Regions from separate parts of the Homo sapiens genome. Here region 2 is linked to region 1. The links are chromatin loops, found by intact Hi-C in ENCODE. Cell type or tissue: endothelial cell of umbilical vein. All regions are shown on one strand.

Region 1 (8,000 bases):
ATGTAATATCTTCTAGCTCAGCCACTATCTGTAATACAGCATCTCTGCTCTTTATTTGACCATTTCAACTCACTCAAATCACTCTTGTGTAAGAGTGTCGATAATGACTTCATCAAGAAATCCACCAGAAATGTATCAGTCCTTGTTTAACATGACCTTTTTATCTTTTTATTCTTTTCATTAATTGCTTTTAAAGTTGTATCAATCTATTAGACTGGTATTTTAAACTTTTTAGATGGTGTCTCTTTTTTTCTTTAAATTTTACCTGTATCTTTCCACAAGGAATTTCACAGGCATGAAATGATGTCCTCTGACAGTGATGACTTCTCCCTACTTCCAGAAAAATCTCTTCATTCTTGGCCTCCATAGCCCTAATTTCTCTTGGTTTTCCTCTTACCTCTCTGAGCAATTCTTCTAAGTCTGCTTTGCTGACCTTCTCTTGTAATAGGCTCTGAAGTGCCAATGTTCCCCAGCGTCTTAATCATGGCATATTCTTGCATTGCACACTTCTATGGTTCAAGTACTACTCATATATTAGAGGTTCCCAATTCTATAATATTATCAGTCTTGGAACTCTCTTCGAAGATTCATGCCTTAGTGCTTGTATTATTCTGAACTTTTTTTCACCTGAACAACCCCGAAGAAACAAACCTGTACAAACTTCTTTTATTTCCTAAATCTCTTTTGTCCCTCATCCCACCTTTATCCAACCACAAATTCTATATACTCTACATGCTAAATATCCTTCGTGTCCATCTTTTATTTGTAATCTCCATTCCCACTGTCCCTTATTCAGCAGTCATCTGTATGATTGCAAAAATCCAAAGAGAAACAAACAAGCAAACAAGAACTTTCTAAATGATCTTCCTGCTTTTAATTTCATCACATTTCCATTGTACTACTGCTTATGTGATTTTTCTAATATATGTAACATAGCCACTTTCCTATTCTACATCTTAAAGTGGCTTTTCTTTCCTTAAGTCAATACCCACATCCTTAGCAGGTTATAGGAAGCCATTCATGTTCTAAGCACCTTCATTTGTGGGCTCTTCTGCCACCCTCCACACACTCACTCACTTCAGCAACCTTGAACACTGATGTTTACTATGTGTGCTGCCAACTTTCTTTCCTCTGTGCCTTTGGACATGCTGATCTCACTGACTCCAAAATTCTTCCCCTCTTTTTCTGCCAGGAAAATTTCTCTTTTAAGACTCACCCAAAAAATTTCTCCATAGCTAGGTCAGCCTCTTTTCCTAAGCCATATTAGATGCTCTCTTAGCTTCCTTTAGCATTTTGTACATGCTTCCATTACAGCAATTTATACCACAGCTTGTATGCATTTCTTTGTATATACTTTGTATAGCCTTTTTTTGTATATCCTTCCTGAGGAAAGGAATCATATCTTATTCATTTTTATGACAAACACCAGGCACAGTGCCTAGTGCTCAAAAGATGTTTTTTATATTAATATTAAGCAGAGAAAGGATATGCATATGAAAGATATATGGTCCCTGATTTCAAAGAAATAACATTACAATCTAAAGATTTATAGTGGAAAAAATATAAAATAGATTTGCTTATATTCCACCAGAGAGTACAATTAGAAAAATTTACAAAGAAAAAAATTACTCAATAAAATAATGTACTCTCTAATCTTTGGAGTTATCTAACTAGCAAGCAGGAGGCATCAAGAGTTAGTGAGCTTCTGATTACTAGATTCAGGCTGAAATAAGATGGCTTAGTGTCTTCAACCAGAATGTGGTCTCTATTCAACACTTGTACTGGATGAGGGTTTAGACCTCTACAAGTCCTACGTGCCTGACGTCATTCTCTGAAAAGGCTGACGATTAAGTGATTCTCAAATAATTTTTTTAGTAAATAAGATTGTTTGGTATCTCTGCCTCAACTGTGTAATTTAAAATATTAAATTTGAATTAATTACAGTGTATTCATAGTAAGAGTTCACTAAAATTTTGTAATTCCACAATATTCTGGGAATGTACAACTAGAGACATTATTTTGGATTTATTTGGTAGTAGTAGGGAACAATAATTAATGCCTCCTTTCCCCTACCTGAGATTGGATGCTTAGTAAAGATGAACATAGGAGTCAGATAAATTAAGGTCAAGTATTACCTTTGTTATCAATAAAAATGAACAGCTTTAGGTTACTGATTAAGCCACATTCTTCTGCAGGCCTAATAATATACCCTACATTGAAAATACCGATTGCCTTAGTTGTTTTTGTGCTGCTAGAGCAGAATACCATGCACTGGGTAATTTATAAAGAACAGAACTGTATTTTCTTTTCTTTTCTTTTCTTTTTTTTTTTTTTTTTTTTTTTTGAGACAGGGTCTTGCTCTGTCGCCCAGGCTGGAGTGCAATGGCCTCTTCTTGGCTCACTGCAACCTCTGCTTCTTGGGTTCAAGCAATTCTCCTGTTTTAGCCTCCCAAGTAGCTGGGATACAGGCACCCGCCACCACACCCGGCTAATCTTTTGTATTTTTAGTAGAGACAGGGTTTCACCATGTTGGCCAGGATGGTCTTGAACTCCTGACCTCATGATCTGCCCACCTCGGCCTCCCATAGTGCTGGTATTACAGGTGTCAGCCACCACACCAGGCCACTAAAACTGTATTTTCACAGTTCTAGGGGCTGCAAAGTCCAAGATCTAGATGCCAGTATCTGATTAGGGTTTCCTTGCTGCATCCTAACACAGCAGAAGAAGGAAGAGCAAGGGAGAGACAAACTCTATGTCTTCACATGGCAGAAAAGCTGAAGAGATATAACTCAGTCCCTCAAGACCTTTCTATAGCAGCATTAGTCCCTTCCACCTATAAACCTCCCATCAGACCCTACCCTATTGCATTGGCAATTAAGTTTCCAACACAATAATTTGAGAGGACACATTCAATCCATAGCACTCACTCATCTAAAGATGCTGGTTTCCTCTGTTGCGACTGCCAGAAGGTAAACAGCAGAGCCAAAGAAACTTGGGGAGGATCCAGAAAACCTTGAGCCAACCGTACCTTTTTTCTTCCCCCATTTTCAATGGTCAGTGGAAGGAGAGTGAGTGAGTGGGTGGAAAGAAGTTAGAAATGCTCCTCTGATTAATTCTTCCGGAGAGTTAAGAAGACTTTTCCTTTTCTCTATGGATGCATGAAGAATAAGGAAGTGTTCTAACATACTTTTAAGAGCAATGTCAAATTAGCCGGGCGCAGTGGCAGGCGCCTGTAGTCCCAGCTACTCCGGAGGCTGAGGCAGGGGAATGGCGTGCACCCAGGAGGCAGAGCTTGCAGTAAGCCGAGATTGCGCCACTGCACTCCAGCCTGGGCGACAGAGCAAGGCTCCGTCTCAAAAAAAAAAAAAAAAAAAAAGAGCAATATCATCTTTCAGTAGCTTCCGAGTCTACAATTGGCCTTACATATTAAAAACACAATCTTCTTTGATATTTTGAAAGATCAAAAATTTAGCAGCTATTCTAAAAACTAACCTGTTTCTTTAGAATAACCTGTTTCACTATTTACTTATGCACTCATGCATTCAAAAAAACATTTATTAAATGCCTATCATGTTCCTGGTTCTTTTATGCTAGTGATCAAAGGAAAAATAAGCCACCATCAATGTCCTTAAAGAGCTCTAGCTGGAGAAATGGCCAATTAACTAATAAAAATAATAATAGTAATAAAACGTGATACACAGTATAATGGAGGAAGGAATATTATACCATGAACCCAAAGGGGAAGGAGCAATTAATTACTAGAAGAAAGAAAAAGAAACATTGTAATAAAAATAACAAAAACATATTGTCCTGATGTAGGCTTTGAAAAATGAATAGGAGTTCACTAGGAGAAAATGAGTAGGAACGAAGCTATCCCTTAAAAAAGAAGGACCATGGGCAAAGGCACAAAGGTCTGAATATGCAGCATTTCAGAAATCATTAAACTAAAAGGAAAGCACATTTGATATATGTAAAATATTTTCACATTTAACTTAAAGTTTATTAAAGCAGGGAAACTTTTGCGTAGTTTAATAAAATTACAAAGATCTAGAGGTGAGGCATTTTGAACTAGTTAATAACCAAATGATTTAGGGAATTATTCATTAACCATTAACAAATACCTCCTGCATCCCTCATCTTTGGTTGAGTTCCAACAGTAATATCTCAGAGGTCTTGGCACTTGAAATCTGAACTTAAGCATTTATGTCTACAATATAAGGACCAAAAATATTTTGCTTCTGGGTCATTAAAATTTTTAGAATAATAAGCCCTTCCTTAGCAGCCTTTCTATTTGGTAGAACGCCATGCAGCAATGTGTTCCATATCTGAATTCATAGGGGAAATAAAGTGGTGCTCTTGTTAAGGAAATCCATTTCCTCCAAAAGGACAAGGTATGACAAAGACTGTTTTTCCAACTTAATGTAAATTTCATAACATCAGCAGCGTGCCGTGCAAACTGCCAAATGGAAAGGCTCCCACACGCCCCATCCACATAATACATGGACTCAGGAGGGGCAGAAATTACATTTACTTTAGGAACGATACATCCTCCACACAGCCTCTAAAATCTGCACTGGTGAACCCACTCCTATCTGTTGAAGTCTTTGTCTTTATTAAATGCTTTCTTTCAGGATGGCTAAAATGATGAGAGGTCTTTTGCTTGCTTTTCTTCCTCTTTTGCTGTCTCTTTCCCTTTACAGATACAGCCCCAGTGATTGAAAAACCCGACCTGCAAATCTGACCGTTCAACTTATCTAGGACAATCTCTAAGTACAAGGTCGACATTATCTCAGCCTGCATCCTGTGTAATTATAGTATTTGGCTGGCATTGCTGAATAGGGGCTGAAATCCATCAGGTTTTAGTTAATCTTCCTTGAGTAATCACAGCTGGTTGGCCGGAAGAAAATGATTATGAAATAAAGTTGTTGTGTCTCAATAATAAAGATTACTGATATGCAGGGCAAGCTCTATCTAAGGTTAACCTTTCTCTACATATGAAGGCTCCATATAACTGAGGAACAAGAAATTGTTTCTGAAAAGTCTGCTTTGCTTCAGATTTTAACTTCTCTTTTCTTTTAACTTTTACTAAATCCCCCACCAGTCCTGAATTTTCGTTACACTGCACTGAAACACATATACTAACCCTTTGGAAGTTTTTCAAACAGATCCAACTAGCAGTTTAATGGACATGAGATCAGCTTCCTTCAAGTCTTTGAGTAGAATCTCATGTTGTTTTATTAAGAATCTTTTTATTGTGCTAATCTTGAGGCTATGAGTTATTCACACGACAGACAGGATGACGATGAATCTGCATGGTGATATTAGAGAGTATGTCAAGTGATGTTGTAGTGGCGCAAGCTGTATATTCAGAACAAAAAACAGACTTACACAGTTGGAGAAAACTCTCCATCACTGTCTATGCAATATGAACAATGCAGCATACATCCAATCCAATAATTTTTACCCCTTCTTATGATAAGAGATGATCACAAAAGATTTATCTAGCAACTGTAAAAAGGCACAGATGGTGGTATGGTGGTTAACAGCACAGATTCTGCAGTCATAGCTAGCTTTGCCTCTCACCAGCTATGTGACTTTGGGTGAATTACTTAACCTCTCTATTGACTTAGTTTCCTCAACCTTAAAATAGAAATTATAATAATAGTAGCTGTCTCATGTGCACATCATGAAGATTAAATGAGTTAACATATCCAGGATGCTCAGAACAGTTATTGGCATTTAAAAAGCATAGTAAGTGTTCACTCTTGATAACATTAAAACATATAAAGAAACAGGATTGGCTGGATCCTAACGTTGTTGGATAGGCAGTAAGTACAACTTGCAAGATCTTTAGCTCTAAATTCTTGTTTGATACTTGACTTCAGGCTATTAACATTTAACCAGAGACTCATAAACAAAATGACCTATGGTTAAACTCATCACGTTAATGTGTCTACTCATGAGAAATAAGAACGCACATAAAAATAGTACACCATAGATTTTGTCTGGAAGGGTAAGATGAGAGCAAGAGGACAAGGGAAGATGATTTGCTTGAGGCTGATGGTTCTGGGCACAGTGGCTCCCAGACTCCTCCTTATTCCACTGCTTTCATTGCCCTTACAGCACATGACTGGGATGACCAAGGAAGTTCCTCCTACAAAGAAATACATTTCAGTGTCTGAGTTTCCAAGCACATATTGGCATCCATTCCTTGGCTATTGAACTGACTCTTCTTTCTTCCTAATTACATCCCTAATGTAAATACATCCAGCAATAATCCTTAATTACATCCTCTTAATTACACACCGACTGCAAATGCATGCCAACTCTCCTTTGTCATCATTTAAGTCAATTGGTTAATACTAAACCAAACAAATACATAGACACACAAGAAAGCCATAAGTGGGAGGTTTTGAATAGAAAGATAAGCTGAGAAATATGTATTTTTCATTTTTATTTTTTAAAGCCAAAGCAAGTTTATTAGGAAAGTAAAGGAATAAAAAAATGGCTACTCCATAGGCAGAGCAGCCCCAAGGGCTGCTGGTTGCCCATTTTTATGGCTATTTCTTGATTATATGCTAAACAGGGGTGGATTATTTGTGCCTCCCATTTTTGAACCATATAGGTAACTTCCTGACATTGCCATGGCATTTGCAAATTGTCATGGTACTGGTGGGAGTGTAGTAGTAAGGGCAACCAGAGGACACTCTCATTGCCATCTTGGTTTGGGTAGGTTTTAGCTGGCCTCTTTACTGCAACTTGTTTTATCAGCAAGGTCTTTATGACCTGTATCTTGTGCGGACCTCCTATTTCATCCTGTGACTTAGGATGCCTTAGCCTCCTGAAAATGCAGCCCAGCAGGTCTCAGCCTTATTTTCCTCAGCCTCTATTCAAAATGGAGTTGCTCTGGTTCTAATGCCTCTGACATTTCCCCCCTCCCTTTTATAAGAGAACCCTTAATCCTAGGGGTTGCAGAGGGACGACGATCAGTCTTCTGTAACTTCTTCAGGCTGAATAGGGGTGAAGTTATACCTGCCTAACTATTGGGTCTCTTGCATTTAGCATAGAGAGGAGTTCAGTCAGAAAGCATTGGTATGGTGAGGGCCATTCATAACTCTTGAATTCCAACAAATGGTGATATCTGGAAGATTAATAACTATTTAATTTAAGAAAACATTGAGTAAGCTTATTCTGCATTCCTACACAAAGATTACAACAGCAATAGGAATATGTATTTTTAATAATTCCTCTTAATTTTGGTTTTATTAAAATTTTAGAAATTCCTTCTTAATCATATTACATTTCTTTCATTTTTATGAATCTTATCTGGATTTTTAAAACACAACACAGAGAAAAGTTTCAAGATAGAGTCTAGAGGTCCACTGTGTGTTTGTTTATAAAGTTTCAGATCATCATCCATACATTTCATTGATCTTGCAGTATCTTCTTTTATTTGGCTGAAGATCATATATAAAAAGTCAAAACATGTCAAATACATAGATCTTCTTTAAGCACAAAAGAATTGACAATCCATTTGAGAGTCATTAGGGTGTATTTTATAATCTAACATGAAATTATACCTATCTATTTTCACCACAATAAATTGGCATGGCTCTTACTAATGTCAAGGAAATGTATTAATGTGTCTTAATGGAATGAAAATTTAAGAATAATAAGCATTTTGAAAAGTAACACCACTGTCAACTGAAAGACAAACATTTTTTAAGTTAAAGTTTGATTATTTGAGGGATAAAGTGACTGTATTTTGGTTCTTGAGAAGAGGCTATTCTCCAGACATCATCTTTTTAGGATGATGGTTGTATTTTGGTTTTTGAGAAGAGGCTATTCTCCAGGCATCATCTTTTTAGGAATTTATAATGGGCAGATTCTAAAATCTTGTTTTGCTCCCAAATTCTGTCTCTAGATGTAAGGAAGAGATTATATAAAATTAAACTTTTATATATATAAAGATTATATAAAATTAAACTTCAGAAAAATAG
Region 2 (8,000 bases), 87 kb before region 1:
CCAGTTCAAACTAATCACTTCCCCAGGTACTTCAGCACGTTGAGATAGTCTCGAGGCAGATTTATGGCCAATCAGATGAAAGCAGAAGACTACTAGATGAAGTCTCTGGAAAGCTATTGTTTGCTTAATTTTTGAAAAGATTCATTTTTGTTGTTGTTGTTAATTTGTTGAGTGAATTGTTGGCATAAATCCTTTGCCCTTCATCCTTCCTACTTATTTCTGGATGGACTATGGGCATGATTCCAGAAGCAGAAGAAAATATTTATTTGCATATACAACATACATACCTACATATTTGCATATACAACATACTCAATGATGAGTAACTTAGAAGGATGGTTAGAATTAGGGGTTTATGTACCTAACCTAGTAGGAAAAAGGAGGGGGGAAAGGCTTCTATGGTTTCTTTAGTTAAGACAAATGGGTTTTTTATATTTTACTGATTTAGATTTGCTTCCTGGCATCACTATTCTTTTTATATACACCATCATTATAACACATACAATATTGCTTTTGAGCCAAAAAAAAAAAAGTTGGAATTTAGCAGCTTTGAAAAACTGGGTAAGAAAATGGAAGAGTTAGGGAAAGAGACAGGGTGTTATCTCTCTCTTATCCACTTGACATTGGCTTCCTTGGAAAGAAAGTATAGATATAGAAAGTCAATAACTGACTCTGTAAAGCAACCATTGGATTTCTGGACAATGCTTTTACAAACTTGGGCAGTGAGTTCCTAGCTAGGAATCATAATCATCTCATAAGACCTATGAAGATCATGTTGGACTGAGGAAACTTCAACCTACCTGAACTCAAAGCTTTAAATTAAATTTAAAAAGAAAGAAGTTAACTTATAGGTGTGAAATAAAGTGAATAAAGTGAAGGACATATAATAATTCTCAAAAGAAAATAATATGAAATAATACAAAATAACTATATGTGTTTTTGGTTGATATACCAATGTAAAGTGTATTGATAAGAAGAAAAAAAACCTTGATATTTTAATGTAAAGTATTAAATACAATGAATTTGGTGATAACAATCAGATCATATTTCTCTAAAATATTTAGAGACTAGAATATTTTTCTGAAAGACTATACTTTTTTTAAATAAACAAATTGGATTGAAAGAGTAGGAAGAAGTACTCTATGTCTAGAAAACATACAATTGAGTGGATATCCACACCATAGAAAACATTTGGGTGATAATTTTTAAAAGTGAAATTTTTATTAGCATATATCCTGTCCAATCAGATTGACAACTATGGATAATGCAGAATTTTCACAGAGACAAGATAATTTAGGAACTTAAATACTGAAACCTCTGCCAAAAGTCTCATTCTGCTCTCAGGAAAGCATGAGATATACTTAATGTTGTTGATGTTTTCAGTATAAAGATACTCAGAAACTCGTGTGATACCAAGTCAACCATAAGAAAATCTGGTGAATTATTTCCAGTTTTTTAATATTACTGATACAGACAGGAGGCAAGGAAACACTAGGTAGAGAGGGCGGTTCCCCAGCAAAGCCCCCACCCTCAAGCCTGGAAACTGTGGCCCTAAATGAGAACAGTTATTCCTGTTTTCGTGCCCAAATGTTGCTTTTTTCATAATCACCCTGGCCCATCACGCCCCTGCATCCTGTACCCTCAGAAACCCCAAAGTCCACTGGCAGAGGAGCAGAGTTGTGCAGTAGAGGAGAGAAGGGAAGAAACATCTGAATGTTGAAGAGGCAGCTGGACTGCTGGAGAGGAGTTTGACTGGGGACAGCTGAACTACAGGGGAGGATAATCTTCCCACTCCATCCCTTTTCCAGCTCCCCACCCTGCTGAGAGCCACCTCCACACTCAATAAAACGTCCACATTCACCATCCTTCAAGTCCATGTCACCTGATTCTTCCCGGATGCCAGACAGGGACCCCAGTACCAAGAGGGATGAGTGTGAAAGACTGTCACCCTGACTCTCCACTGAGCTGGTTAACACTTAGCCATCTGCAGATGGCAACTGCTAAAAGAGCATTAATTGTAACTCATGTCCTCTGCTGTAATCATGGAATATATATATATATTGTAATACATATTCTATATATATACTATATATCACAATATATATTCATACTCTGCTATTTCATGTAATTTGCTACATGTTTTACCTAGTAAATAGAAACAGTGAATAGATGTGTACATAGTAATATGGGTAAATATTTAAACAATGTGTAATGAAAAAGAAACAGATATTTAATATGCTATTTATAAAATGTAGATAAAATATAACAACCCATTTACATAAATTAAAAATACTCAGAAAGGAGCACACATTTTATAAAAATACATAGAATCAAAAATGTACATTACATAAAATTGAATGTTAAGACAAATGGTTTTTATATTTGTAGTGCATGTAGTGGGGATACTATGAAAATGGGAGTGGAATATAGGAATAAAAAGGAATAAACTTTCAGTAAAGTGAGAAAATCAATGATAGTATGGAATAAACAGGGTGATTAACTTAACCCTTTGTGTCTAAGATCCAAGAACACTCTGTTAATGATTTTTAATAAATACAGTTTAACAAATCATGATTTTAATAATCTTGATTTTTATAATACTGTTTTTAAGGTGGTATAATATTAAACTAAATGGATGTGACATAAATTCTTTAACCTTTTTCTACTGCTGAATATATATACTTGCTTTACTGTTTTTATCTATATAAGTTGCGCTACTCTGAACACTTTTTTATGAACATATATTTTTCCCATATTTTGGATGGTTACTTTTTGATATATTATCCACAATAAAACTAACTTGTTGAAAGCATATGATATCATTACCACTCTTTGTATAAATTCAAAAAGATTGCTTGAATTTACAATGCCAAAAGCAACCAACAGAAATGCCAATTTCTACATACCCTAAGGAGCAGTAGGTCATGTTGCCTCTATCTGTCTGGCTACCTTTATATACTTTATCTATCCATATTTCTGCCCATTTGAAAGGCAAAAAATGTTGTCTCATTGTTGTTCTGCTTCTTTGTTAATCTAATAAATGTCTGTGGACTATCTACTAGTTTCCAAAGTTATTCTTAGTATTAAGCTGCATTTATTTGAGTATAAGATTATACATGGTCTGCATTTTTTTTTACTAACTTCATTTCCTCCTTTGAATCAAACAACATTTTTACTTTTTTTATTGACAGTTACTATGAATGTGGGTTTATTCTGACTAATGAAATAAAGTCATGGTCATCTTGAAGGAAAACTCATTATGTGATCTTATGTGATCTTAGCATCAATAAGTAAGAAAGGAAATGGAAATTCAGCATGGTTCCATGCATCTTATTGCTATCTGTACCCACAAGGATTACAGCAGCTCTGAATATAAAATACATCCTCAACATATATGTCATTTGCTTTAGTTGTAACCCTCTTTGATCCACTTTTTCCTTGTTCTGAGCCTCATTTTCTTATTCATATAATGTGGATAAAAATAATGCCTGTCTCAAAAGGAAGCATCAAGGACAAAATGGGAATGTTCATTTTATCACCTAAACTGCATTTCAGGAATGCGAGGGATGAATAGCAGGAAGTTGTGTTCATATTTTTATTCTCAGTGCCTGAATACATGATGGTATCTGAAAGACTTGCCAGTTTTCTCGCTGGATTTTTTTATTGAATAAAATAGTCTACATGATGGAGGAGTAGGCATTTCCTGGACTGAATTTAAAAAAATGAATTTGGTAAACATTTTTATTTTCCCAGAATTTGGTCTCATACAAAAAACAGATGTCCTACATTGGATCAAAAGGGATAAAAAGAACAACAGGTAACACCATGAATTACTGGAAATGACAGATAAGTCTGTAGCAGGCACCTGACAATGGTAATTTGAAACAGTAAAAGACTAAGCATTAATTTAAACTGTTTCCATGAAGTAAGTCTTCCATAAGCCTAAATAATTCATATTGATCCTGCTTGATCATTTTGTATTATGCTTTTATTGTGGGATTTGACACGCTACTATTTTGTTAGGAATTTTATGAAATAAATCAGTCTACAATTTTCCTTTCTTGCAATGTTTTTGTCAAGTATCACAGTTATACTGCCTTCACAAGATGAGTTGGAAAGTGTGATTCCCTTTTCCATTTTTTTGAAAAAAAAATTGTATGATTCGTATAATATCTTCTTAGACTTGAGGTAATTTACTATGAAAAAGATGTAGGCCTAGAATTTTCTTGGTGTTAAGGTTTCTGAAAGAAATTCAACATTTCTTTTTTCTTTTCTTTTTTTGAGACAAAGTTTCGCTCTTGTCGCCCAAGCTGGAGTGCAATGGCATGATCTCAGCTCACTGCAACCTCCACCTCCTGGGTTCGGGCAATACTCCTGCCTCACCCTCCTGAGTAGTTGGGATTACAGGCGTGCACCACCACGCCCAGCTAATTTTTTGTATTTTTAGTAGAGATGGGGTTTCACCAGTTTGGCCAGGATGGTCTCAAACTCCTGACCTCAGGTGACCTGTCCACCTCAGCCTCCCAAAATGCTGAGATTACAGGCGTGAGCCACCGCGCCTGGCTGAAATTCAACATTTCTGATACATAAGGCATTTGAATTTTGTGTTTCACCAGGTATCAGATTTGGTAAGTTGTGTGTTTCAAGGAATTTGATCATTTCATCTATGTTGGCAGAGTCATACACATAAAACTGTTCAAAATATCTCTTCAAAATCCTTTTGATTTTTCTAAGATCTAGAGTAATATCCCATCTTTCAACCCTGATATTAGATTTTTGTGATTTCTTTCTTCTTATCTTCATCTGTCTTGCTAGAGTTTATAAATTTTATTAACCTTTTCAAAAGTCACCTCTTGGTTTTGCAAACATTTTCAATCATGTCTGTTTTCTACTTCTTTTATTTCTGCTGTTATCATTATTACTTCTATCTATTAGGTTTAACTTTCTCACCTTTTGCTAATTTCTTAAAAATTCTTATGATTATCTTAGTGTAATTACAATGGCTTATTACAGTAGAAAATTAGATCATTAATCTTAAGGCTTCCTTTGCTTCTGATAAAATCATTTAAAGCTATAAATGTCATTCTAGGTACCATATTAGCTGCATACCACAAATTTTGATATGCTGTTTTTTTATCAGCCTTCAGTTCAAAATTCTTTCTAATTTCTTAGTGATTTCTTCATTTATTCATTGGTTATTCAGAAGCTGATTTGTTAATTTTCAAATGTTAGAACTTTTCTACATATCTTATTGATGTAAAACTTAATTTTTTATGGTCACAGAGGGTAATTACTAGTACTATCTAGTCCTTTGAAATTCACTGAGACTTGTTTTATGGTCCAGCATAATTTATCCTGGTTCATAGTTCATGTGCACTTCAAAACAATGCATAGTCTGCACTTGTATGGGGGGCTCAATAAGTGTCTGTGAGGTAAAAAATGGTTGACAGTATTATTTATATTTTCACTTCTCTTGCTTTATTCTTAATTTTACTATCCATTACTTGGAGAAGTGTGTTAATAGCTCAAAATATGATTATGGATTTTTCTATGTCTTCTTTTTTAATCTATCAGTTGTTGTTTTATCTATCAGTTGTTTCACATATCTTAAAACTGTTTTAGGCACATTCACATTTAAATGAAGTCTTTTTAATGCAGTCACTATTGTTACTTATAGCATATAGCTATTTAGTTTTATTATAAATAGTATTTGCAAAGTATAGCATTTTTTATCCTTTTTACTTTCAAGCCGTTTGTGCCTTTTTAGTTAAAATGTATCCTTTGGAGACAGCATATTTACCTTGCTCTTACTGTTTTATACAGATTAACACTGTTTGCCTTTTTATTGAAAAATTTTGTCCATTTACATTTAATGAACTGATTGCTGTGGTTGAATTTAGGCCTGCCATTTTTTCTTTCTTTTTTCTTTTTTTTTAAATCTGTTATTGTTGTTGCTTATTCATTTCTCCTTTCCTGACTTCTTTTGGGTTAATCAATTACTTTTTGAATTCTATTTTGATTTCTTTGTTGACTTTTCAATATATCTCTGCATTTTTGGCAGATGCTGTAAAAATTACAATACCTATTTTTAAGTACTAACAATATATGTAGAGTACTACTTTATATAAAATATATAGGAATCTTTAACAATGTAATTCAGTTTACTACCCCATATTCTCTATGCTTTCTTGATATATACATGCATATGTAGATAATATATTATATATGTGTGTGCGTGTGTGTGTGTGCATGTGTATGTGTATAAGACCCAGCCTACTGGGTTTTAATTTTTTTTAATATGATCACATTTTTTATTAAAAGTTGTTCCCTAGCATAAATAGTATATATTTTAATGTTTCTATGTATTCATTGTTTACTTGATGTGCAGTGGATAACATCCATTATCAATAGCTTTATTTGGGGTTACAATTATGTAAGAAATTGTCACTTTTTACTTTATATGCTTATATTGTTTGAATACTTACTAAAAACCATCACAGGTCCTTAAAAAGTACATAAATAAATAAACAGTTGTTCTCAACCAAGGCCAATTTTGCCCTCTGGGAGAAATTTGGCATTATTTAGAGACATTTTTGATTGGAGGGGGTGGGGTGCTGCTGACAACAAATGGGTAGAGGCCAAGAGTGCTGCCAAAAATCTTACGATGTATAGGAGAGTCCCCCAAACAAAGAATTATCTTCTGCAAAATGTCTGTATTGACAAAACAATGAAATTTAAACATATAGGTCTAAGTCCAGTTTACTTACTTACAGCTAATTAAGGACATTTGTTAAAAAAGTTCAAAGTTCCAAAGTCCCTCCAGATACAACATTTGTATTCAAACCTAAAGAGCTACACTCTCTAAGCTCATTTGAAGTACTTATTAGCTGATGATGAGTCATTGAGTTTGTTAAGTGAATTAATCATGTTGTGTGATTCCACGTGAGCGATTTAAAGGCCACTGGAAAAAAAGTCAGAGCTTCAAACAAGGGAGTCTCCACTACCAGCTGTTTTCTTTTCCCTTTGTTTCTCCTGGCATGCAAATACCATCAAAGTAATCATTGCTGGGTTTTCTTTGTTTAGAAGTATGAGAGAAAGAGGTTAAAAAATAATTCCAGTACAATTATATTTGCCTATTAAATAAATCCTAATAATTCAAATCCCTTCAGATAAAATTACCACACATTTCTTAAAGTACAATGTCTGGTTTCCATTTTCAAAGGATCTTTTCAAGCTTTATAAAACACACTGTTAAAATGATAATAAAGCCAACTTTGGCAAAGAACACAGGATTTCAAGCTACACTTGGGTGTGAATCTCAGTATTCACCACTTCCTAAATTTGTGATTACTGTCCTCCCAGACCTCCTTCAAGTCTCATTACTATAGTTTTTTAATCCATAAAATATAGGTAATACTGATCTCAGGTGGTTGAGAAACACTTTGCACGAAATCAAACACAAACAAGGTGTTTAGCTAATCCAAAGCTTTATTCTATCTTGAGAAACTGATGTGTCAACTCTGTGACAGCCTCTGTGGATGAGGAATATATCCCCAGTAAATTGGCATCTGTGCTGAGCTATCTACTACAGGTGACAACATTTGTGCCCCTGGAGACACAGATGCAGTTTGTCACAGATCACTCATTTTAATTATGCCTACAGTGAGTAAGGGAAATAAACGGTGGCTGCAACACTCTTATTATCTTCCCAAGGAAATGCAGTGAATTCATCTTGGAAAAGACTGGTTTAGTAACCTTCAGTGAGTGAACTCTTTATCCAGAAGTCTTTGAGGCCTGCAGCTCACAGACCTGATTTGCTCAAGAAAGTCCTGGCTTACTGGGTATTCTGAAACCCATGAAAAAAGAAGGGTCCAGACAATAAACCCACTATTTTACAGGACAGCCTCAAAATTGCCAGCAATACTAAAGTCACTTTCATACCACCCTCAAAGATTTACTAGAGAGGCCTCCTCCAGTCCTCCAAGAACAATCAAATCAAA

Evidence for each region. Peaks named below come from ENCODE experiments on the same cell type or tissue, not always from the same donor. Only the 100,000 strongest peaks of a DNase experiment are listed, where the experiment ranks them.
Region 2: a loop joins it to region 1, with 6 times the contacts of the local background. A loop is called at or near these places in 3 of 110 quality-filtered maps.

What each region holds. Positions count from the first base shown.
Region 1 is chr4:123,890,031-123,898,030 of GRCh38, reverse strand. All of the region lies in intron 4 of LINC01091 (long intergenic non-protein coding RNA 1091), which reads right to left. Among named protein-coding and RNA genes, the nearest start is that of LINC01091, 240 kb to the right of the region's middle. In endothelial cell of umbilical vein, no CTCF peak of the experiment used is centred here; DNase peaks (open chromatin) are centred at 1,250, 4,370, 4,800 and 5,190; H3K27ac peaks cover 5,843 bases.
Region 2 is chr4:123,976,658-123,984,657 of GRCh38, reverse strand. No RefSeq gene overlaps it. Among named protein-coding and RNA genes, the nearest start is that of LINC01091, 330 kb to the right of the region's middle. In endothelial cell of umbilical vein, no CTCF peak of the experiment used is centred here; DNase peaks (open chromatin) are centred at 3,407 and 6,947; H3K27ac peaks cover 3,041 bases.